3 separate regions of the Homo sapiens genome follow, and regions 1 and 2 are each linked to region 3. Evidence: chromatin loops called from intact Hi-C (ENCODE). Cell type or tissue: HepG2. All regions are shown on one strand. Links, peaks and the distances in the headings refer to the core of each region. The heading gives the core; the rest is flanking DNA.

The links. A loop is a pair of places that touch in the nucleus more often than their neighbours do. Peaks named below come from ENCODE experiments on the same cell type or tissue, not always from the same donor. Only the 100,000 strongest peaks of a DNase experiment are listed, where the experiment ranks them.
Region 1: it touches region 3 in a loop (2.4-fold over the local background); 2 of 110 quality-filtered maps call a loop at or near these places.
Region 2: a loop joins it to region 3, with 4 times the contacts of the local background. A loop is called at or near these places in 2 of 110 quality-filtered maps.

Annotation. Positions count from the first base shown.
Region 1 is chr5:110,399,837-110,407,970 of GRCh38, forward strand. It overlaps a transcript of TMEM232 not described here. Among named protein-coding and RNA genes, the nearest start is that of MIR548F3, 110 kb to the right of the region's middle. In HepG2, for the core only: no CTCF peak of the experiment used is centred there; a DNase peak (open chromatin) is centred at 2,905.
Region 2 is chr5:110,102,734-110,110,867 of GRCh38, forward strand. No RefSeq gene overlaps it. Among named protein-coding and RNA genes, the nearest start is that of LINC01848, 220 kb to the left of the region's middle. In HepG2, for the core only: no CTCF peak of the experiment used is centred there; DNase peaks (open chromatin) are centred at 3,198 and 4,148; H3K4me3 peaks cover 791 bases.
Region 3 is chr5:110,343,228-110,351,361 of GRCh38, forward strand. No RefSeq gene overlaps it. Among named protein-coding and RNA genes, the nearest start is that of MIR548F3, 170 kb to the right of the region's middle. In HepG2, for the core only: no CTCF peak of the experiment used is centred there; a DNase peak (open chromatin) is centred at 3,854.

The sequences.
Region 1 (8,134 bases), core at 1,886-4,385, 56 kb after region 3:
TTTCTAGATATTCTAAAGCCACTACTGAATTATTATCGTAGTCTCCCCAAAGTCTTCATATTTCATGGTGCTGATGTTTGACAGGACACCTTCACCAGCCTGCTTCTGTTAAGAGACCACTATGAGGGGTCCATTGCGGGGTGGAGATGGAAGCACACACAGAAAGCACTCCTTGCTCTTAAGTTCCTGGCATGTACATGCTTTTACAGTGGAAATCTCATGACACGGCCTATGGCCTGCTTTCCTTAGCCTTGTGCTACCATAAATGTTTAAACAGTAACTACTATATTTAGAATAATTCCCCTCTTATAGGTCAGGTCTTACTCATTCTGCCTTAGGTTGGTATAGCTAAGTGAAAAATGCACAATTTAGAATCTAGCAGAACTAAAATTCTGACTGTTCCACCTGTAAAACGTGCGATATTGAGCCAATGATTTAAATTCTTCATATGACAGTTTTCTCAAATGTAAAAGAAGTGACGTGTCATGATTTCACTGATATTTTGATGTGAGAAATACAATTTAAATAACATAATGAAGAAAATGCCTGCCACATTACAATTATTTGCTCAAATAATGAATCTAATTTTTCTTTATTAATAAGAAATCAGACTTACTCTCATAGAGATGTCATATTTCACCCCAATAATAGAAGCTTGAGAAAATAAGATCAATCCAGATTAAAAAAATATAAGACATACATCAGATGTCATATGTGTATTACACTGCTTCAGTGTCTCAGTGGGCAGGGAAAGTCAAGTTTATAAATGCCTTTATTTCCAGAATCCAAATTAATTACGTTCATTGTAAATGCAGATATGTAGAATACCTGGGGTACAAGAAAGTGATCATGTAGAATTAATAAAATATAAAAACAGTGTAGTGGCATTTATGGGAACAATGATTTTCAAGAATAAACAGCTTCTACTTAGACACACTAAAAACTAAGTGGTATTATTTTGGGGCGGGGGAACATCCCTGGTTATCATACTGGTTGATTTCTTGCTGTATCCTTTTGTTCTTTCATTGATTTTAATCTAGCTCCTAGGTAAAATTGTTTTTTTCTTCTCTATAATCATTAGGATATAGATATGTATTTTGTCATTTCACCTTTGTATTTTGTCATTTCACCTTCCACTTCCAATCCTTTTCCTAAAAGCAATGTATATCAAAACAACTTTCTGCCTTAGTATCTTTGTACCTTGCATCACAGCAGAAAAATATCCAATGTCTTTTGTTGCTGTTGGGTGTAAATGAGGCTGATGTATTTTGGAAACTACCTGTCCAAAGCCACGGTAGTTTGACTAATGGATCTGAACAGTAATGTCAATCTTATTCTCTTCTAAGTTTGAAGATGCTTAGTGGCAAAGAGCGGTTCATTTTTTTTAAGGTAATGCATATAGTAAAACACAATAGCATAAAGGCAACTTGACACAGACACAACATTCTTTTTTTTTTTGGAGCACTTAAGATCTGAAATGAGTAAGTTGCACAAATTTCAAGTGTCAATAATGGATTTTCTTTAGTCCGTTTCTACATATAAGAGGTGACTGGAACAACATATCAAGCCAGGTACGACATGCCTCTCTGGCCAAGCAAAGTGTATCGACATACCCTCCTGAGCTACTGGCAACACAAGAGTTTTCCTTCTCTAACTTATCTTCCATCACTTGCTGGGTCCTGCAGGATCCCATTAGGCCACCCCTGGGAATTTATTTTATGCTGTGGTAGCTTGTTCTGGCTTAAGAGTTTGATTTTTTAAATAAATTTTCCTTTGCTGAAGTGGTGTGCTTAATAAGTGTTTGCCATGCCTCAAATCCATATCAAATATCACAGCCCAGCTTCTCATGTAGGTCAAGAGCAGAATGTATATTTTTTTTCCTGGGCTCACCCAATATACTTTTAATTGAATTAACTGCCAATATGTAATAAATAGATTATTATACATTTAATAAAAACATTAATATTTCTGACTACTTTAGAAAACATCAGAAGATATAGGCAATACTGAGCCAGCCGTCTGACAAGCGGTGATTGTCCAGAGCTGAGGAGTGTTGCCTCATTTAAAGGGCATATATTCTTCAGCTCTGAGTCCTCATGATTTCTATTGTTTCTTTGAGAACAATGGCGAGTTTCAGTTGTTACCTGTCATTGCACTGGCACTGGTGTTTTCCTTAGTGGAGCAATATGTCTTTGGCACATGTCTCTATCAGAGGTGGAAACCGAAAGGAGAAACCAAAGAGGCTGAAGAAGAAAAATCAGCTAGATTATAATTCTTAATGAAAGTGAGAAGTATCCCAGATGACTCATCCGTTTGCATCATTGCTCATTTCCTACAGATATTTCAGTTTGCAATCCCCGTTCTAAACCCATCTGGATTTAGGGACACTAGAATTGCACTGCCTTACTGATCCATCATTTTTTCTGCAAAGAAGATTGCTGTTGTTGCTTAAGATTGTTTCCTGAATAAATCTTTTACATCTTGCTGCAGTCTTACAAAGTATTGACTTATAGAAATGGCTCTTTCAGGACTTCAATCAAAATATTAAAATAAATGTGTATATTATTAGAAACACAGAAGCATATTATGGAATGGCTAACTACTCATAAAAATCATCTACCATCTGACTAACTTGGAACATTTCTATTAGTTGAATTTCTTTGATTGCAAACAATACAAACAGACCCTGGGTAATTTAACCAAAAGAGAATTTATCAGAAGACTAGGGGATGGCACCACAATCAGTGACAGGACTTGGGAGAACCAGTCTCAGCACGATGGGAACAAGTACAGCTTAGGGAAATTGGATTGCAAAGTAGAGTGACAGTTCTAACAACATGCTGCTGATGACAAGCAACATCTCCAAAAGGTTTTTGTTTTCTTATTCTTTCATCCATTGACTCAAGACTCAAAGTCCAGATGTCCAGATAGCCTACAATGAATGACACTTGTCCCTAGGGGAGGTCAGTGTACCTTGATTGACAGCTTCACAAAGACTACAAAAAGTGGTGGAGAGGTAATTCTTTAAAAGAAAATCCAGATCCCTATGACCAGAAGGAAAAGGAGAAGGTTGCCAAAGAGACAGCAAATGACCACTACAGAAGCTGTTCACTATAATCTAATGTCTTTAATTTCTACAGTGTTTTGCAGAAAACAAAAAGACAAAAATAAGACAACAAGAAATAAGAAACAAAAAGAAAAAGAAAAGAAGACAACTCACTTTGTACCTTTGACACATTCTCTACAGATTGCCTTTCATGGATATAGGGCCATTTGCAGTCAGCTACATTCCCTACAAAAAGGTTCAAGGCCCTAATATGAATAGGTAAGTCTCAGTCTTGGTATTTCAATTCCAGAGAAAATTTTTTAGTAACAAAACACTTAGACTGTGAGCAGAATTGGGAAGCCTACCTAAACTACTATAGGGCAAAGAAATAGATCAAAGTGTTAAAATATATTTGAGCAATACCCCCAATGTGAATGGCTCTATTTACCATCACTCTCAGCTAGATAAAACCTTCTAATCCATTGTGGTGCCTCAGGATAGAACATTCATTTCCCCTTTAGAGTTTGCTGGGATATCTAAGGACGTCCCATATTCTTATTTTGATCTGTGCAGCTTCGGCTATCCATAGATTGTCAGAACTAAAATGATTGTTTGTCAGAGAGTTGCCAGGGACCATTCATAGCTCAGAAGATTTTAAAATTATATCAGAAGATATCTAAAGCTTGTGATGCTGCAGACCTGCTGCAAAGATTTGTTAGAAGCAGGGGAATTCTTTATGCTGGAGGGAAGAATTACAATAGAAACACATAGGGATTTGGGCTGATTAAGTCAAAATCTAGTTGAGTTTCATATATATTATGATCTCCTATTTGTTAATATCATCCAAAAACCTTTGAAAATCAGTAAGCCAGAAATATTCAGTATGCAGCTTGGGCCCATCAGGGAGAGTTGAAGAGACCTGTAAATTGATTTTCAGTTGTGTGTGGGGTGGGGTGGGGAGCAATGTGAGGAGTGAAGGTGTGGAAATGAAGAAATGTGCTGAGCAGCATTGGTTATAACTTTAAGCAAATTCTTCATGCTAGGAGATAAGAGAGGCAAAGAAGAATTAGTTATAAGATCAAAATGGTGATGTGGGTGCGGGGTAGGACTTTTCAATGAATTTTCCTTCTTAACTTGCCCCTTTACCACAGTCTTACCTTTCTCTCTTCACTCCTCTTTAATACCAAACTTGCCACAGGATGCCTGCACCCTCTTCCCATCTCGCCATTTTTATTTCAAAATGAAATATGGCCAATTTGATGTATAAATTTAATTTTGACATTGAAATTTTCTAGAGGCTTAACTTATAATGTCAAATATAAATATACTTCAAAATTGTTTTTTCTTTCTCTAATGTCCATCCAAATTTCTTGCCTCCAACATAGTCTCATCCTTGCTTTCTGAGCCTACTGTGTTGTTAGGACATTTTATCCTCATCTCTATTTCTGTTTCCTGTGTAAAGAGAAAGGAGTAGAAGGTGGCAAGGAAAAAGTAAAAGATAACGGAGAAAAAAACTATTTTATTCAGATCCCATGTAATATTTATCTTATGTCTATCTTGCTGTCTCCTTGGTTTTAAAAACTCTACTCTGAAAAAAGTGTTTTAGTTTATTCAGGGCAGATCTAGATATGTGAGCCCTAAAGATTAGGCAAATTGGGGGAACTTTTATGGAAAAGAATATAAAACCATGAATAGAAATTTAATGATGAATATTTATCTGGCTTCCACTTCCAGTTTATATGAAGAAGAGCTAAAAAATCTTTTCAAATCATGGTAAAAACAACAAAATTGACAAAATGGATAAGTAAACCTTATTTTCTAAGGGGCGAAAAAGGAATTGTAGATATAATAAAGCCTTGATGAACTGAATTCCAAAGAAAAACAAGTGCTTCCTAGTTAGAGTACCATGGCAACTTCTCTACCTAGGGAACAGCTCCTGGTCTGGATACGAGTGGGTGGAGGTGTAGGCCTGATGTTGATGAAGAGACTCGGCAGGGTTAAAAAGAAAACAGATAAGCTTTAGATGACACAGTGATGGCAGGAGATATTTGAATCTGGAAGATTCCAAGCAAAAAACAAATTTTTCAGCCAATAAGTTTCTCTGTCTGAATATTATCAAGAATTCAGCCATGAAAGAGAAGCTGATAAACAGAAAGAAATAACATATTTTTGTGTTGCTTCTATTTTGAAGCCCTGACCAAATTGAATCCAAAGGTGAACTAAAAATATTTTAAATTGCATCTCAACTTTCTCTCATTTGGAATATAAAGCAAGATAAAAAAGAGACTAGTGATACTGAAAAAATGAAGCAGGCTGATCACAGGTAAAGTCAATGCTGTGATGTAGCACAGGCTCAATTTGATTATAAAGATTCTGAATGCCAGTACCTTCCCTTAACTTTCAAACAGGGGCAGTGGCTTGCATTCACTGTCAAAGAACCAAAACAAATTAAATTTTTATAGTATTATTTTATACACCATATTCATAATACAATAAAAGATTAGAAGATATGTGATGAAGCAGGAAAACATGTCCCATCACCAAGAAAAAAAGTCAATATAAATTGAGCTAGAAATTTCCGGGTATTAGATTAGGCAGGTCCAGAATTAAACATAACTGTGAAAAATATATTAAGTAATTTATAGGAAAAAATGGATAAAGAGATGAACTATTGTGGGAGAGAATTGGAAGTTGTAAAATAAAAAAAATTGATTAAAATTCTAAAAGTTAAAATTATAATATTTGAAAATAAAAATTTGTTGAATGGGTCTTCAAGTAAATTGTAAAAGAAAGATTCAATGAACTCAAAGATGGATCAATATAAAACATCAAACTGAAGGACACAGTTTAAAAAAAAAAAAAAGGAAAAAGTAAACAGGCCATCTGTAACTTCCTGGAATTATCAAGAAGTTTAGCACGCTTGTATTTGGAGTTCAATAAAGAAAAAAGAGAAAGAAAAAATAGAACATATTTTAAACATGACAACCAAAATTTATATTTTACAAATTTTATAAAAAATTATCAATACATTGATCCAAAAGCTTAACAAACTACAAGTAGAAAGAAGAAAAACACACATAGGCATGTTATAGTCAACTGCTGGAAACCAAAAAGAAAGAGAAAATCTTAAAAACAGACAGGGGAAAACAGAAACATTATATACAAAGAAACAGCTACAGGAATTATGACTGACTTCTCATCAGAACACTGCAAACCAGTAGACAGCTGAATGGCTGATTCATCTAAATATTGGTAAAGATATGGACTGAATAGAACTCTCATACATATCTGAGGTAGCTATAAAATGATATGCCAATTATGGAAAACATTTGAATTTTTCTTATATAATTCAACTTTCATCTACCTATGACACAGATATATATACACACACACACACACACACACACACACACACACACACACATATGTGTCTATATATAATATTTTCTGTATCTATTCATGTGTTAATGGACATTTAGGTTGATTCTGTATCTTTGCTATTGTGAATAGTGCTGCAATAAAGATTAGAGTCCAGATATACCTTTAATATATGGATTTCTCTTCCTTTGAATAAATATCCAATTACTGATTCATATGGTAGTGCTCAAATTAAAAAAAACTGCAACCTCAGAACATCATAGCCAGCAAAACTGTTATTCAAATATGATGGATAAAGTCCTTCACAGACAAACAGAAGCTGAGAGAATTCAGCACCACCAGACTCATCTTGCAAGAAATGCTAAAGGGAGTACGTTTCAAGGTATGAACCCACTGGTAAAATTAAGTACATGAGCAAACCCAAAATACCCTATTACTATATTTATGGTGTATAATCCACCCATAACTCTGGTATTAAGCACAAAAGACAAAATATATTAAAAATATCATAGTTACAGCAACCTGTTAAGAGGTAATTTTAAGAATGTAAATTGAGAAAACTGAAAATCAAAATGTAGTGGAAATGAGGTTAGATTGTAGATTTTTTGCCTTTGCTTATTTCTATTCTTTGGTGTTCTAAGATAAGTTGCCATCTCTTTAAAATAACTTGTTATGTCTTTAAAATGTTTTTTGTAAGCCCCATCGCAACCACAATGCAAAAATCTGAAATAGATTCACTAAAAATAACAGTAACAATTTAAAACATACTATCAGAGATAATAACTACAAAGGAAGACAATAAGAAAGGGAAGAAGAGGAAAGTCTCAAAACCATCAGAAAACCAGCAATAAAATGATAGTAGTTACTTATTACTTATCAATATAACACATATTGGTATAAGTAATAAGTATATACCTTATATAACTCCTTAATTATCAATAATAACACTGAATGTAAATGTGTCAATTCTCCATTGAAAAAGCAAAGAATAGCTGAATGGATAAAGAAACAAGACCTAACTACATGTTGCCTCAAGAAACCCACATATGTAGACTAAATGTGAAGGATCAGAAAAAGATATTCCCTGCAAATGGAAACCATAAAAGAGAGGAGTAACTAGATTCATATCATATATATAAACAGATTACAAATCTATGATTATAAAGAGACAAATTTACTATATATTGATAAAGGGGTCAATTTAGCAAGAGAATATCATAATTATATAAATATTTATGCACTCAACACCAAAGATCCCAAATATATAAAGCCAACATTAATAGACCTAAACGGGGAGATAGACTGCAATATAATAGTAGTATAGGGCTTTAACAGCCCACTCTTAGTTACAGGCAGATCATCCAGACAGATAACAAAGAAACAGCAGAGTTAAACTACACATTAGATCTAATAGGCCTAATTGACATTTACAGAACACTTCATGCAACTGCTGCAGAATACGCTTTCTTTTCATCACCACATGGAACATTTTCCAGAAGAGACCACATGTTAAGCCACAAAACAAGCCTGTACAAATTTTTTTAAAAATATATATCAAGTATTATCTCTGACCACAATGGAATAAAATTAGCCATCAAAAAACCAGAGGGACCTTGGAAAATACAGACAAGATTAGATGCGTTTGGGGTGATATGGCTATAGATGGAATCTTGGAAAATACACAACCTTGGAAATTAAACAGCATGCTCC
Region 2 (8,134 bases), core at 3,057-5,556, 240 kb before region 3:
GCTTTCACAGCTAGATTGATGCACTGACCATCTAATGTAATCACAATAGCAATGCAAAGCTGAGTTAGGAAAGGACTGTGGGAATGTTTGTCCAATAAAGCATGTGCATCTCCGTCACTCAAGTGTCTGTAAAGGGTCAAAATTATTATACAGTATTCTAAAAATAAGCGTTTAAACCAAAATGCTTAGAATCAAGTGAATGAGACTAGCATAACATATGTGAAACAAAGAGAAACATCATACATATAGTAAAATGGCATGCAGAGAGATTCTAATAATACTGGCCACAGTTATTCAGAAGATGTGAACTGACTGGGGGTGGTGTAATGAAGAAAGTTTCCCGAGGCAGTGAGAACTGAACTCCCAAAGAGAAAACAGAACTCATTCAAATGTAAGGGGGTAAGAAGAGCCAACATATTTTACTGTGGAAACAGTTTTGTTTTTCTTCTTATTTGCTTCCTTACCAGCATCCAACCCATTCTAGGGGAATGCACTTCACTGCACACACCCCACCAACAGGGACAGATGCAAATATTTTCCCTCACCTCAGGGGAGTGTTTGAAAACACTCTCTTGGAAAGGAAACTAATTTATTTGGTTGCTAATTATTTTGGCTCTGGTTTTAATGAGCCATCAGCTGTAAAAGATAAAGAGGATAAACAGGCTTTTCTCTCTTTTTTTGGTAAAGTAATTAAAAGGGTATGGAAGAGTAGCATGTAGAAGTTAAGATCATGGATTCCGGTGCAGGCTGTGTTTGTACCCCTGCCTATTAGGTGTGTGACCTTCAGCCAATTGCTTATCCTCTCTATGCCTAAGTCCTCATCCTTAAAATGAGAAAAAAAACTGGTACCTATCTAAAACATTGTAATGAGAGTAAAGATTGAAACAGTGGTTATTGTTACTGTTGTTATTATTGTTATATTATTATTGGCTTGGAACACTGGGAAGAGATGAAGAATAGATGGTATGGACAGATGGGATACCAGGGCTTTCTAAATGATCCTAGGGAAATTGCTTAGGAAATGTGGGGTGTTTGTGTGTGTCTGTGTGCGTGTTTTAGGGAAGAATAAACTGGGATCAGGTAAACTGTTCCTTGGAGAATGTCTGCTGAGTACACTAGAGAAGGACCCCATGAAGGATTTTTGTTTTTTTGTACCCAAACAATCGGATTTATCTCCAGCATCTAACTGTGTATACATAATGAAGAACCTGCATTTGCCTGTGCCCGGTGCCCAGCCAATTGTTCCTGAAACCTCTGAGGGGGATTTTATTATTGTTGTAGGACTCTCTCCTTAGTTCAGCTAAGAGCCGGTTTCTTGTTACACAGCCATGAGAGAGATTAGGCTCGCAGACACTTTGAAGGGTGAGAATAAATGGACTTTATTGGAGAAAAGGGAAAAAAAGAGAAACAAGGACCCTCTGCGAAGCTAGAGTTCTGGTAGTGCGCTTCCTGCCTCGCAGATTGAATCCCAGGTACCACGCAGGAAGAAGAGGGGCCAGGTTCCTTCCTGCTGCAAACGGTGCTAACTTCTGTGGCTCCACCCGGGTGTGCAGGCCAGTTGGGGTTTTCCCGGGGACCCCCTTACACTTGGATGTCTCATTATTATCTCTACCTCAGTGTTTTTTTTTAAAAATCAGTTGATAAACAACAAAAGCAAAACTTGTTAATGTCATGGGAATTTTGTTTTTCTCTATGAAATTAACCTAGCGCGAACAACTATGAACGCTGCAAAACAAACAATGAAGAAACAAAAAATTCCAGAATACCTGTCTGGAAATACAGGCCCCCTAGGCATTGCGATTAGGATTAGTGTTGGAGGAATTTTTCTAAACCTGGAAGTCAAGGGTGCCTGAATCAGAAAAATTTAGACTCCTGTTACATTAGCACTCTTCAGATGGTAGAAGAACTTTTTTTGAAAAAACTACTTGTTCCGTAGAAGAAGCTTCTTAGATGAACAGTCTGGTGCAGGACTACACAGTGCTGTCCTTGAAACACTGTAGGATCAGGATCACCTGGGAGTTCATAAGAAATACAGGATCTTGGGTTCCACTCCAGACCTCCTCTATCAGAGGCTTCCTTTACATGTGCTTCATGTGTACATTCAAATTTGAAAAGCTTTGCTTCAGGGGACTCTAACGGGTTTCACACTTCTTGGGGTGCCTAACTCACCACGCTGGTGTGGTAAAACATCATGAGAGGCTGTGGTTGAACATTTCCCCATGTACAAGGAGAAGGATTTCCAGAAAGTAGATAGAATGGTAATGAGCATGGCAATTACAAATAAAGCCTTTGTTTTGAATTGGTAATTGAAGAAATATGCAAAAAAGTATGCAATTCTTCATTTTGAAATCTTTTAAATCCTCAGACATCTTGAAGTAAAAATGCCTCTGGAATGTGGCATAACACTTAGATCCTTTAGAAATTTAGATCAAAGGTGAGAATCATCAAAGTGTTTGTAGGTTCAAAGTAAAAAAATATACCAGTTCTGAAATACAAGAGTTATGTTGAGACGGTTTTTTGTCTCTGTGTGTCTTTATGAGGAAGTGCTTCTTGAACCTTTTAACCCTATAGACTTGCCAGTTTGAGTGGAAGAGGTGACATTTTCCTTTAAGCTACAGGTTGCATTCTGTTCAGATCCTCAAGCATCAAGGTCAGGCTCTGTTCAGAATAACTGAATGCTAATTGACTTGCTGGGAATTAATGTGCATTATCTTGTTTACACCAGTGTTCTGTTGGCAGTTTGTAAATCATTCTCTCCGGCAGGCTCTGACATGGATTTGAAGTTTGTTTCTGTTTTATAGGAGTTGGGTTAATCTCTAGCTATGCTAGAGGGTTAGAGAAATTAGACAGAATGAGAGAGGGGGGACCTCTCCCCTGCACATTTCTATATCATGAATGATTGTCAAAATTGACAGTGATTGTGCAGCCTGCATTTACCTCCAGGTAAGAAACAGGCTGGCTATATAATTATGCTAACGCTTTCCAGGGAATTTATTTTTTGTTCTCTATCTTTGCCAAATGTACACAGGCTCCTGCTTGCTTGAGCATTTTCTCAGCAACCAACCAACCAACACACACACACACACACACACACACACACACACTCTCTCTCTCTCTTATAAAAATAGGCACAGACTGGCTGGCACACTCATAGAGACCATGCAAGGTGACCTCAGTGATTTGTATGGCTACTCCTCCCCGTGGTCCATTTCTCAATGCAGTGGGCATTCTTCCAAATACACAGCAGCTCTTTGTGCAGTAATCACTTTGCCTTCTATTGAAACCCCAAGAAAGAGGTATACAGTTCCCCTACATATTGCTCTGCTTTTGGTCTACATTAACTATGATCCTATAAGAGGTGTGGAACCACAGCAACTCCAACTTGGATAGGAGCTGGGTAAAATGAGGCTGAGACCTACTGGGCTGCATTCCAAGATGGTTAAGGCATTCCAAGTCACAGGATGAGATAGGAGGTTGGCACAAGATACAGGTCATAAAGACCTTGCTGATAAAACAGGTTGCAATAAAGAAGTCGGCTAATACCCACCAAAACCCAGATGGCCACGAGAGTGAACTCTGGTCATCCTCATTGTTACGCTCCCACCAGCATCATGAATTTACAGATGCCATGGCAATGTGAGGAAGTTATATTATATGGTCCAAAAAAGGGAGGCATGAATTATCCACCCCTTATTTAACATTATCATCAATAAATAACCATAAAAATAGGCAACCAGCAGCTCTTGGGGGGCTGCTCTGACCATGGAGTAGCCATTCTTTTATTCCTCTGCTTTCTTAATAAACTTGCTTTCACTTTACTCTAGAGACTCGCCCTGAATTCTTTCTTATGTGAGATCCAAGAACCCTTTCCTGGGGTCTGAATTGGGACCCTTTTCCGATAACGGTCCCACTGTTGTTTACTTTTCTTCTCGCTAGCTAGCTATGTGATCTTGGGCAAGTCACTGTGCTTCAATCTCCTCATCTCTAAAATTAAGGGATTATACTCCTTAGGTGTATCCTGGGTTTCATGCTTCTTTTTCCTTTAGTTCTAGGAAGCAAAATAGTTGCTAGCACCAAAACTGCTCATCTTGGACTTTAAGCTTGGAGGAACCTGTAGGGCTGTAGCGAAAACTATGGTGACAATAGAGGCTTTATTTGGAGTTCCAGAGCTGCCTCTGAGTTAATGTGCAACTGACCTTTGGCAAGTCTGTTGGATCTTCAGTTTTCTCCTCTGTAAAATGGAGATAAATAGAGTTTCTTGCCTGTCCTGCAGGGCTGTGATGAGAGAGTGTATTGCAGTGAGTAAAGTGCTATATGGTGCAGAGGATGATAAATTATCCAGGTTTGTCTGACCAGTCCTTTTAACTAGGGAGATGGCATCAAGCTAGTCCCAACCCACAAGTATCCTCACTAGCAGCAGCTGCAGTGCTCAGTCTAGTTCCATAGGAGAATCCTTTAGAGATGAAGATGCCTGGACTGCACCTCAACACCACCCAATCAGAATTTCTAGGGGAAGTCTCAGGTGTAAAAAAAAATGCATGTGCAGCCAGGTTTGAGAACAAGTGATCTAAAGACAAGGAAATCTTACCACCCCCTCAGTCTCAAATCCTGATATTCATCGTATGTGACAGGATGTCCCTTATCACATCTGATGCCTGAGGTGTTGTGTAAGACAGAACAGAGTCTGCGGGGGACTGCCCTGCTGTAGCCTTCTTATTAAACTTGACAAATATACCTTCTAGTCTTATTTCATGGTTTTCTTCCCCATATATTGAATGGAAGGAATCTCTCACACTACTATTGGAAATGAACTTTCTGAGCACTGTGTGTCTTTTGGGAATGAGGCGAGGTTCAGCTTGAACTATATTTAGCCCCGTCTAAGCCCCTCTTTTAAGTAGTAACTAGGGCACAATTGAACTTTATCTTTCGCCGTTTGGAAAACCAAAGTAGTAGAAGACGATAGGGAAAGAGAAAGCAAAACAAATGGGTTTCTACTTATATACTTTTGTTACCAGTTAGAGCCTGTTTAGAACTGGCCACTGGTTCAGTTCTGTGCCTAAGGAACAGCTGTGGGAATGAGTATCTGGAGTTTATGCAAACTGCTTCCAGGTAACAAAGGCTTAGGCTAAATCTTTCTCTTTACTGTTCTGCTCTGGTTCCACCATGTCAGAGAGTAAACTCATGCTAGATATTTCAGAGCCATAGTACTAAGCAGTGCCATTAAGAACCTCAGAGCAGGCTGGGAGCGGTGGCTCACGCCTGTAATCCCAGCACTTTGGGAGGCTGAGGAGGGCGGATCACGAGGTCAGGAGATCGAGACGATCCTGGCGAATATGGTGAAACCCCGTCTCTACTAAAAATACATTAGCCAGGTGTGGTGGCGGGTGCCTGTAGTCCCAGGTACTCGGGAGGCTGAGGCAGGAAAATGGCTTGAACCTGGGAGGCAGAGCTTGCAGTGAGCCGAGATTGTGCCATTGCACTCCAGCCTGAGAGTCAGCAACACTCTGTCTCAAAAAAAAAAAAAAAAAAAAAAGAACCTCAGAGCAGGTGGCAGTTGGAGGGAGGAAGAGAAAGAAAATAACCCCATCCCAAATATGTGATTTGAAATAAAAGACGCAAAGCAAATTCTCAGGAGGTGGCCTTTTTATTTGTCTTTATTTATTTCACTTTAGTTTGTCAGTGAAATGAGATAAGAACATCTATCTCCTGCTAAATAGGGCCCACGTTCTTTTAGGTAAGAATGTAATGCTGGAGGAAGGCATTTCTGGAAACTCGGTTTAATCTATTTCTGGGGTAATGGACTTGCACAGCGGCCTCAAGTGCCACCGTTAATAGCTTCTTGCTTCTTCCAGCAGAAATGCACTAGAGCTGTGTTCAGATGTGTGTCCACTTTGAGGGAAAGAACAACAGAAACTTCTCTGGGAGAGGGGGAGAGTGAGAGAGAGAGAGAGAGAGAGAGAGAGAGAGAGCGAGAGAGAGAGGGAGAGAGAGAGAGAGAGAGAGAGAGAGAGAGAGAATTAAGCACATTCTTTAATCCAGCAAGAAAAAAGAAGAAATTACCTTAGTGCATGCTCCTACCGGTATAAACAGAAGCATTAGGGAAAAAGCTAGTTTCTTCATGACTGAAAAATATTTAGAACATAGAACTTGGGCTCCTACTTCTCTATATTTCCTTGGTTGCTTTAATCCTGTGAGCTTTCGGCTCCAGGGAGAAAGTCTAAAAATACTACCTCCTATTTGTTCAAAAGCAAGTAACAAAGGTGGAAGGGTCCTGCTTTTGCCTTAAAGGAAAAAAGAAATATGAAATCTTAGTGTTTTCATTTTTAAACTCTAAATCAAAGTGTGGCTTTAGAATATTGTGTTTTATTTTTATTAGGCAATGTGGAGGCATGCAACACAGATTCAAATGGTGCAAAAGGAAATACATTGGAAAGTTATTCTCCCTCCTAGCTTTATCCAGGTACTCCAGTTCCCCTTCGCTGAGGCAACCTCTGATGTTAGTTCTTGTGAATCTTTTCAGAGATATTCTTTGCATAGCAAAGTGTGCGTGTGTGTGTGTGTGTATGTGTGTGTATATGTGTGTGTGTATGCACAGATTCACATGGCCCTTTCTTCCTTCATTTAACATAAATAGTTGCATTCTACACACATTATCCTGCCCCTTGTGCTAGTCACTGAAGAAGTTGTCTGAGAGGTAATTTTATATTAGGACATAGAGACCAATCTTCTTCATTTTAATAGTTGTAAGAAGTTCACTGAGGCAGATATTGTAATTTTTTTAACCAGCTGCTCCAATACCAATTTAGCCTGTTTTGATTAATTTGCCACTACAATGTTGGAATGAATATTCTTATACATATACCTTAAAGTATACAATATTTTTGAATCTTAAGTTGCCACAATGTAAATTGATTTGCACATCTCTCTTCTTCCATGGTTGCAAGCTTCTCCCAGGCTAAGCAGAGATCTTTAGCAGATTTAATTGTATTTTATGTTTGAAATATCAACTGCAGGTCAGAGTGTATTGCTGTTTTCTGGATGTGAGATTTCCCTTGGGTTTCATTTAGCTGTTACCAACCTAGCCAGGGAGGACAGAAGTTTGAATTGTGTTTCCACACAGCCACCCGATCAGTTATTGAGCAAATATGACCCTTTCTGCTGCAATGGTAAGGTCACAAAAGTCACCTGAACAGCCTGAAGAAATCAATCCTACGGTGATCGAGGAACCACCTCTGACTTAGGGCTTTCTGAATGCACAGAATTTCTGACTCTGCATTGATAAGGTCATACATATGTGTGTACCAGACCTCAGGACTCCCTAGGGTTCTGGTTTTCAAAACTCTGAATAAATAGAAACTGGAACACATTTGGAGTGAGACTGAAGTCTCTGGGAATATTGAATCTTTGTACTTTTATTTTTTAAGTAGCAAGTATGTTTGGGCCGATAGATAAATCGGAATGTAATCATGCAGAGACAGTGAGGTAATCCTTCCATTCATCAGACGCAGGGCCATGCAAAGATACCAAGGTTGTCATTAAAACGTGGAAGCTTCCTACTTCTTGGTAAAATAAGTAGAGGAGGTTTGTTTTTACATTGATAAAGGAAAAGGAAAGCACTATCAGCAAAGAGGAGACAGGCAGTACCAAGATGAAAAGAATACAGGTTGAGAGTTATAAGACCTATACTTAGTTCAAATGCTGCATGATTTTTAGTTAGGACCAAGTCAGAAAACTGAAGTCAAGCTTTAAAAAAAAAAACAGAGTAAACATATTTGTTCTACAGATTGTCTTGATCTGGGGATATAAGAAGCCGTAATGTACTCAGCCGCGATTCACCTCTCAGCTTTGTTATTCTCAGGCTCCACATGGTGGTATAATGGCTGCCAAAAGCTCCTGTCCTTCCAGGCTCAAGGCTGGCTGGTAGAACAGCTTCTCTTCCTCTAAGAGTTCAAACAAAAGTCCTGGATGGTCAAGGGTCAAAAGTCAGAGAGCTCTTAGCAAACTAATGAGGTTACAAGGTGCTTGGTTCCCCCAAATTCATGAATGTCCAAAACAGCCTCTCAATAGGTATAAGGCTTTGGCTCACTTAATTTCTTATTGTTTTACTTTCCTCATTTGTAAAATATGGTTGAAT
Region 3 (8,134 bases), core at 2,776-5,275:
AAATCAAACAAAGGTCTCCCACATTTTAGGACAATGTTTTTGTTTACATGATGTCATGTCTTCTAAAGAACTACTGTTGTAAATAATAAAAATACATAATTTATCTATATATCTTGCATGTATTTTAATGAAAAGATAGATATCATTTCTTCATAGTAATATATCCTATTAAAATGACTAAAGACGTAATAGAGCTCTTTGTGAATTTGCAGCCACTTATTATAAAACCCAGAGTACAATTGTAAAAAACAGACAGACTTGATTTGTCTACATGAATGGAATCCTCTGACTGTATTCTTTCTTCGAAGAAAACAATTTTGTGAAAATACAGTCTGGGTCTTATATTTAAAGACAGATATATCTTATCTTTCATTAAGGTAGAAATCACCACTGTTAATGAGGATGAAATGGCAACTGAAAGTATAAAGATTTTGTTTCCAAAGCAGCAAAATTGCCAATAACTTTCTCTCCAATCTTTATGCTTGCTATATGTAAATGTACAATGAGAAAAATAAGCCAGAATAAAGAACAGGCAATCCTAAAACAGTTTTTGAAAAAACTCAATGTGGCCATCTATCTTCTTAAGTTGACTACAAAAACTTCCACTGTGGATTCCATCATTGATCTGTATTAAGGACTCTAATGGCTTCTGAGTGGAGGCAGTAAAAATAAAACAAAAACTGTGAATAATGAAGACGAGAACTTTTCATGGTACACTATATTCTGTTAAATTTAATGTAAATGGCTACTGAATTTTTCTACAGTTCTGATTTAAATGCACATTAGAAATCTTCATCTTCTTCAGGTATACTATTTGGAGTTTGTAAAACAGAATGTTAATGGTAATTTTCGTAAAGCTGGTGGTAAAAGCTTGTCCGGGAATATAACTCTTATAACTTTATTTTAATGAGGAAATAAATTTTCAACTCCACATAATTCTAACTTGGAATATTTCACTTTAAGTATATAACTTGCTTTAAGCTTGATGAACATTTGTACCTGGGAACGTTCCAGGTCCCAGTTCACTAGTAAGTGGTTTATTCAGATGTCTATCTCATTGTTGAAGCCCAAGAATTTTTGTTCAGAATTTGCTTTAATCTAGATAATTTTTATAATCAGAACTTCTCCAGGATGGCAACATCCTTTTCCTTTATTCTCTGTGGATAACAGTTTTCAGTCTCTACCCACTGGGATAATTGTCTGCAATCGAGATGAGCAGGGCCCATTTATTAAGACACTGCTGGCCAGGCGCGGTGGCTCATGCCTGTAATCCCAGCAGTTTGGGAGGCCAAGGCGGGTGGATCATGAGGTCAGGAGATGGAGACTATCCTGGCCAATATGGTGAAACCCTGTCTTTACTAAAACTACAAAAATTAGCTAGGCGTGGCTGCTGGTGCCTGTAATCCCAGATACTCGGGAGACTGAGGTAGGAGAATTGCTTGAACTGGGAAGTGGAGGTTGCAGTGACCCAAGATGGTGCCACTGCACTCCAGCCTGGCCAAAAAAAAAAAGAGACTGCTTGCGGAATTCCTTGGTTTGGAAATAAGCTATCCTAAACTTGATGCAGGTGAGGATTAATCCCTTGTACATGGTGAGCCTAAAATCTATTTTCTTTCATCTGAGCCTATAGAAGATATCAGGCAGTTACTTTCCTTTCAGATCAAGTTAATTCTTTCTAGATGAAATAGGTAACAGTATTTAAATTAATTTAATTAACATAGTTACAAGCAGACTCTTACTACCCAGTAAAATGTAGATCAGTTGCAAGGAAAACTGGTCCTATTCAAAGCCCAATATAATTGAATGCAGAGCTCAATGGCATTTTACTTTTTATTCTTAATGAGTCAATGATAACACGCAATTGTATCACCCTCCAATTTGGAATTTACATGTACGATGTTTGCTATAGTTTGGTGATATGCATGGATACACGTATATGTGTGGGCCTGCATATCCTGGATATCCAGGATAGTCACAAGTGTGTGTGTGAGTGCATGTACTTCAAGAAATATATATCTGTGTGTACATTCTTCCATATCTGGTAAACATTAAGTTAAAATGTGAACTTGAAAGCATGCTATGGAGTCTCGCTCTGTCATCTTGGCTCACGGCAACCCCTGCCTCCTAGGTTCAAGTGGTCCTCAGGCCTCAGCCTCCTAAGTAGCTGGGATTACAAGTGTGCACCACCACGCCTGGCTAATTTTTATTTTATTTTTTTGTATTTTTGTACAGATGGGGTTTCACCATATTGGCCAGGCTGGTCTCAAACTCCTGACCTCAAGTAATCCACCTGTCTCAGCCTCCCAAAGTTCTGGGATTACAGGCAAGAGCCACCGTACCCGGCCCCCTTATTTATTATTTCCAGAATCCTTGTAATTTTTTTTCAGTTTCTTCAGTATCCTAGTGAGGCTGCTGTTGTTTACCATCTCATATAGGAAACAAAGTAAATATGGAGTGCCTAAGGGATGTAATTACATTAAATGAAAGGGAGATGGGATATGAGGAGTCAAGCTCTTTTTGCTGTAAATTCCTGGTAGTGCCAGGCTGAGTCCTAAGTCTTGGTGGAATGGAGACCTATTTGGCAAGGGTCTGTCCTTATGGTGCCAGAATAGGAGAGCAAAAGAGTGAAAGTAGATAGCAAACACTCTTCTCTGGGGAGTTCAGCTCACTTCTTTGATTCCTTTTTTGGCTGGACCTCTTTATTGGCTCAAAATTTTATTTTTATTTTGGCATGAATGATTTATGACTTAGAAATTTTGAAGGTATTATTCTAAATATAAGAAGGTAGTTTAAGATGTTTCTACTGTTTGGTGGCAAGAAAACACTAGAAATGTCCATAAATAAAACATAAACAGAAAATGTTCTTCAGTCATTAGAAAGAGAAAACAGATTGTGCTAGTATGTGTGTATTTATAGTCACTCTATTAATTTATTGCCACACTGAAACCTCAGAGGTATAGGTTACAGATGATAATCCACCCAAATTAGGAAAGTCTGTAACATTCTTATTGGGATAGCATTGAAGTAAGAAGACTAGAAAGAAAAAATATCAGAAAAACATTAATAAAAACTACTCAAAAAACCACATTATAGTAAAAATAAATAAAATCACAGCATTCTGAATTTGCAACACTGTGGGATAAATAACTGGAATATGTTTCCCACAGAAAACATCTAAAATAGCTGGGTATACTATAAAAATATGAATAAAGGATAGTTTGGGTAGTCATACTAATTTCAGACCAAATAGAATGCAATAAAAAAGTCATTAGTAGAGATAGAGTGACACTTCCTAATGATAAAAGGTTTAATTCACTGAGAACATATAACAATCTAAAATTTTTATGCACTTCTTAATGCAGCTTCATATTTTTTAAACCCCAAAGTGTCAGAACTACAAGAAGAATTAGACAAGTCCATAATTTAATTTAGAGGTTTTTAACATATCTCTCATCCTGACTGATAGATCAAGCAGAAAAAATAAATCTATTCTAAGAGCATAGAAATTTTAACAGGACAACTAGCAACCTCAAGATAACAGACATATAAGGACATCCCAACCAACAATGACAGAGGCCTCACTATTCTCAACAACAGGTGAAACTTTTATAAGAAATAACCATGTACTGGACTATAGAGTAAGGCTCAACAACTTTCAAATGCTTGGTTAGAAAAAGGATAGCAAAATAAACTCACACAGAGAAGTAAGAAAATAATATGCATAAAAATACAAGTTTGTAAAGTTAAAAGAGCCATGCAATTGGAAAGACCAATAAAGCCAAGGTCAGCTCTTTGGAAAACCACCAGCAAAAACAATAAATACCTCTCTTGTCTCTCATTCCTGTAAATTATGCAATTTGGACTCTTGGACCCTTGGCCAGCAATTCCTTTGTCACTGGACCTTCTCTTCCCTACTGGTCCTTCTTATCACTTATGGTCTCATTTACTCTTGGAAATTATTTGGGTAAAATGTCTGTCTTTCACACTGGTCACAAAACTCTTTTGAAAATAGTGATGAAGACATATTTGTTAGAAGACATAATTTTTAAACTTGGGTACAAACACCATTATTCATGGTGGCTTTCAAAGGAACAACTGCCAAAAACCTGTTTCACTTCTTAATTTCTCCTGAACATACTTCTTTGTTTTGTGGTGGGGGATGGTGGTATTGATATCTTAATGTTTACCTCCCATTAAGTGATGCCACACTACATCTGAGAGGCAATGTATAACAATGAAAATAGTTCAGGATTTTGAGCTACTTGGAGTTTGTCACTTAAGGGCTTTCTCCCCTTTGGGGTAATTATAAAGGTATGAGTCTCAACTTTCTCAACTTTAAAATGATAGTAGTAGCAGTTACCTTGCAAGGGTATTGTGAATATTATATTAAGCAATGTATGCCTAAGACCTGGAATGTAGAAACTGCTAAGGAAACGGTGTCCATGCATTTTATAAGAAAAAACATTTACCTTGCCCATGTTTCAAAAAAAGCCCTCAAAAAGCTGTTCAAATATATCGAAGATTTGGAACATAAGTTTATATTCAATTTATCCCTAAGTTTTGTGGTTTTATGTGATTTCAAATTTTTTCTGCTTCTGCCCTGTGCTTTACAGTCTAAATACTACAAATATTTAATACCAAGAGATTCTACTCCTGGTTCTTCAATCATTGTAAATTTCTCTATTTGCATTCTACTTTTTGAGCATGATAATGTCAGTTGCTGCTGGATGGTGAGTTCACTAAAGTTACTGGAGCAGCTTCAAAGTTCAGAAGAAGAGCCAAAGGTCACACAGATTCTTTCCCATATATATTTTAATTTAGGTTTTACAAAATCTCACAGTAGCCAAATGGTAGCCATGTAGTTTGTTCAAATGCTATCACTTTTCAAAAATATTTGTAACAATTGGTTGGTGTTCTGATTATTAAAATCTTCATTATTTATTTATTTATTTTGGGGGTTTGTGGAGTATACTAATATATGTAACTTAGCCAAGTACAAACTCTTCCAGAAAGGCCGACAGTTAATATTCCTCCAATATTCATTCACAGTTCCTAGCAAGCATTATATATAATCAGTGCTCAATAAATACATGTTGATTGACAAAGGACTAATCAGACACCTACTAGACTACAGCAAGGCAGGTTAAGAGGAAAGGGTGAGAGCTGGAAGGCAGTATACAGAGGAAAGGAGACTGAAAAAGATTTCAAACACTGAACGTTTTGGAAAATCCTGCAAATAACTGTGGAATTGTGTGCTGGTGAGTGATTGTTTGCAGGTTGCTGATGATGTGGAGTGTAGGTACAGTATAATCCAGAGCTGCCATCAGGCTGATTTAATTTTTTTTCATTAGCAGTGGTACCGACTATAAAATGTTTATATTCAAATTCTAACTATGTATGCCTGGAGTAAATAAATAATTTACTGTATAAGCAATACATTATTTACTATGTTATTCTAAATATATATACTATTTGCATTTTACTGAAAATAAAACAGGTAGACTGATGATCTCTTAGGGTTCCAAAATAAAAAATGAGAGAAAAAAAAAATCAAGACCTCAGCTGTAGTGGGATTTTCTATAAAGCAGGAAGTAATAGCAGAAGATAGCCCCCAATATATGGAACAAACAAGAAAATTAGCTTTCTTATAGAAAATACTAATTTTACCTGACACCCCAAATACTCAACCATTAATTATCTGGATTTTCTTGGAAAATTTTGAGTTGGGCTTCTGGATTAGAAAAGTCAGCACCATAGACAAAAACGTTTCGAAAATTATTTAATTCCTTAAGAATTGTTGGTGACTTCAAAGAAGTGAGCAAGATAATACCCTATTTGGGTTGGATGCTCAAATAAAGCATGACTATATGGGCTGGTTCATTTTTTGAAATCACTCTGCTGGTTGCAAATCCCCAGCAATGTCTTGGAGGAAAGCTTCTTCCCAAATAAACTTGCTTTCTCCTTAAGCATATTATCTGTTGGCTGACCAATCAGTTCAGACTCATTTCTTGACAAGCAGAGTTCTGAGTCAGAGCCATTTTTGGTCCCATCTATTCCCAGCATCAAGCATAGAATCATGTCTTCTTGTCTCCACATGCAGGCCTGGGTGTTCCCCCACCACGGCTTTGGGAGTTAAATCTGGTGATTGAGAAGTGGGTCCAGTCCTTGAGATACAACATGGATATTAACTTGGGAATTAGTGATCCTTCCTAATGTGCAGAAAGAGCTTATTTCAGCTGCATACTAACAAGGACACGGGTTCTAGGGGCAGACATTCCATGTTGCCTCCTCCTGTTTTACCTGTGTGATGGGGACAAATTAACCTCTATCTGCCTCAATTTCCTCATCTCTAAAATGGTGATAATAATATTACATGCCTCCTAGGTTTGTTATGGGGATTAAATGAGTAAAAGTACAAAAACAAAATCACTTAGAGGCTGGGCATGGTGGTTCACACCTGTAATCCCAGCACTTTAGGAGGCAGAGGCAGGCAGATCGCTGGATGTCAGGAGTTTGAGACCAGCTGGGCCAACATCTCTACTAAAAATACAAAAATTAGCTGGGCATGGTGGTGTGCCTGTAATCTCAGCTACTTGGGAAGCTGAGGTAGGAGAATTGTTTGAACCCAGGAGGCAAAGGTTGCAGTGAGCTGAGATTGCACCACTGCACCTCAGCCTGGGTGACAGAGAGACTCCATCTCAAAACAAAACAAAACAAATGAACAACAACAACAAAAAAAAAAAAAAAAAAAAAAACAAGTTCAGCCCCCTCTTGCTCTCTCTAATCCTCTTTGCAATTCTGCTATGTTATGATACAACAAGAAGGCCCGTACAAGATGCTAGGACCTAAGTATTGAGCTTTTCAGCCTGTAGAACTTTGAGACATGAATGTTTTTCCTTATAAATTACCCAGTTCGTGATATTCTGTTATAGCATCACGAAAACATCTTGATAATTTATGTGTCTTTTAGCCAGCTCCCTTTGTCAATATTGAATAGATAAGCAATTAATTTTCTTCCTCCCACTTTGTCTAGAAATTGAAAAAATATTGCTCTGATATCCCTATGCCATAGGCTGATGCATTTACCTAGTAATTTGTAAAAAACAGTGCCCTCTGAAAAGAGAATCTCCTGAACTTCTTGGTAATCTTTCTATGGTACATTCATTTTTGGGTTTCCCTTACAAGCTTCCTACCAGTGAAAGCTTACTACAGACAGTAATCCTTGGATGGTAGGATGATTGACAGCAGAGCTCTTTCCTAAGAACGACTGTACTCACCTCTTTTTAGGAACTCTAAAATCACTATGGCTTCTCAGTCATTCATGGGACAATAATAACACTGATAGCAGAAAACCCTCTAAGAACATAGAATCCGATGGGGGTTGAGCTGGTTAGCCCTTGTGGCAGCCAGTGGGGGATAACGGGAGCAGTGGCAATATTTCTCCCTGGGCTTTCCATGGGCAACCCAGGGCCCAGCCTGGGCTTGACCTGCTCCAGTTGCTAACCTATGAGTGGGCAGGGTGAGGGGCTGCCTGCACCACAGGCAGGCATAGGTGCAAAATCTGTGCTGCCAGGTGAGAATCATTAATGGAGGGGAGGGAAGAAGCCCACTTTAACCAAGGTCTGCAGTATCCGCAGCTTGAGTGTAAGAGGTGAGGGTAGATGTCAACAACAAATAACCTGTCCTATTGACAGCCCAGACAGAGACGTCCTTGCCCAGTCCAGGCCTCATATCTACAAGAAAAAGGGGATTGCAGAGGAAAAGCTTAATAAAACATTTTGATCTGTTCTAGAAATCACTTTTGGCTTTTAATTTCATTCTCTCCTTGACATTTACCCTATTCTGTGCCTCAACAAGTCAGTATAGGACTGGCCAAAAAGGAAAAAGTAATGGATGAAATAAGGAGCGAATGAGGCTCATGGATGGGATGGAGCAGGGAGCTCTGCTGGGTATAATATTTCATGGTACTAACTATGTTGACATTTTGATGTAAATGACTACCATGCCAAAAAGCCCTGTGTCAATTATTTTTACTTTTGGTGATGAAGTATCTGAAAAGAATTTATGTAATTTAATATGTATTCGTTAGTAGAGATGATGCTTATGTTATTCAATTATTTTCCACCTAATTTAG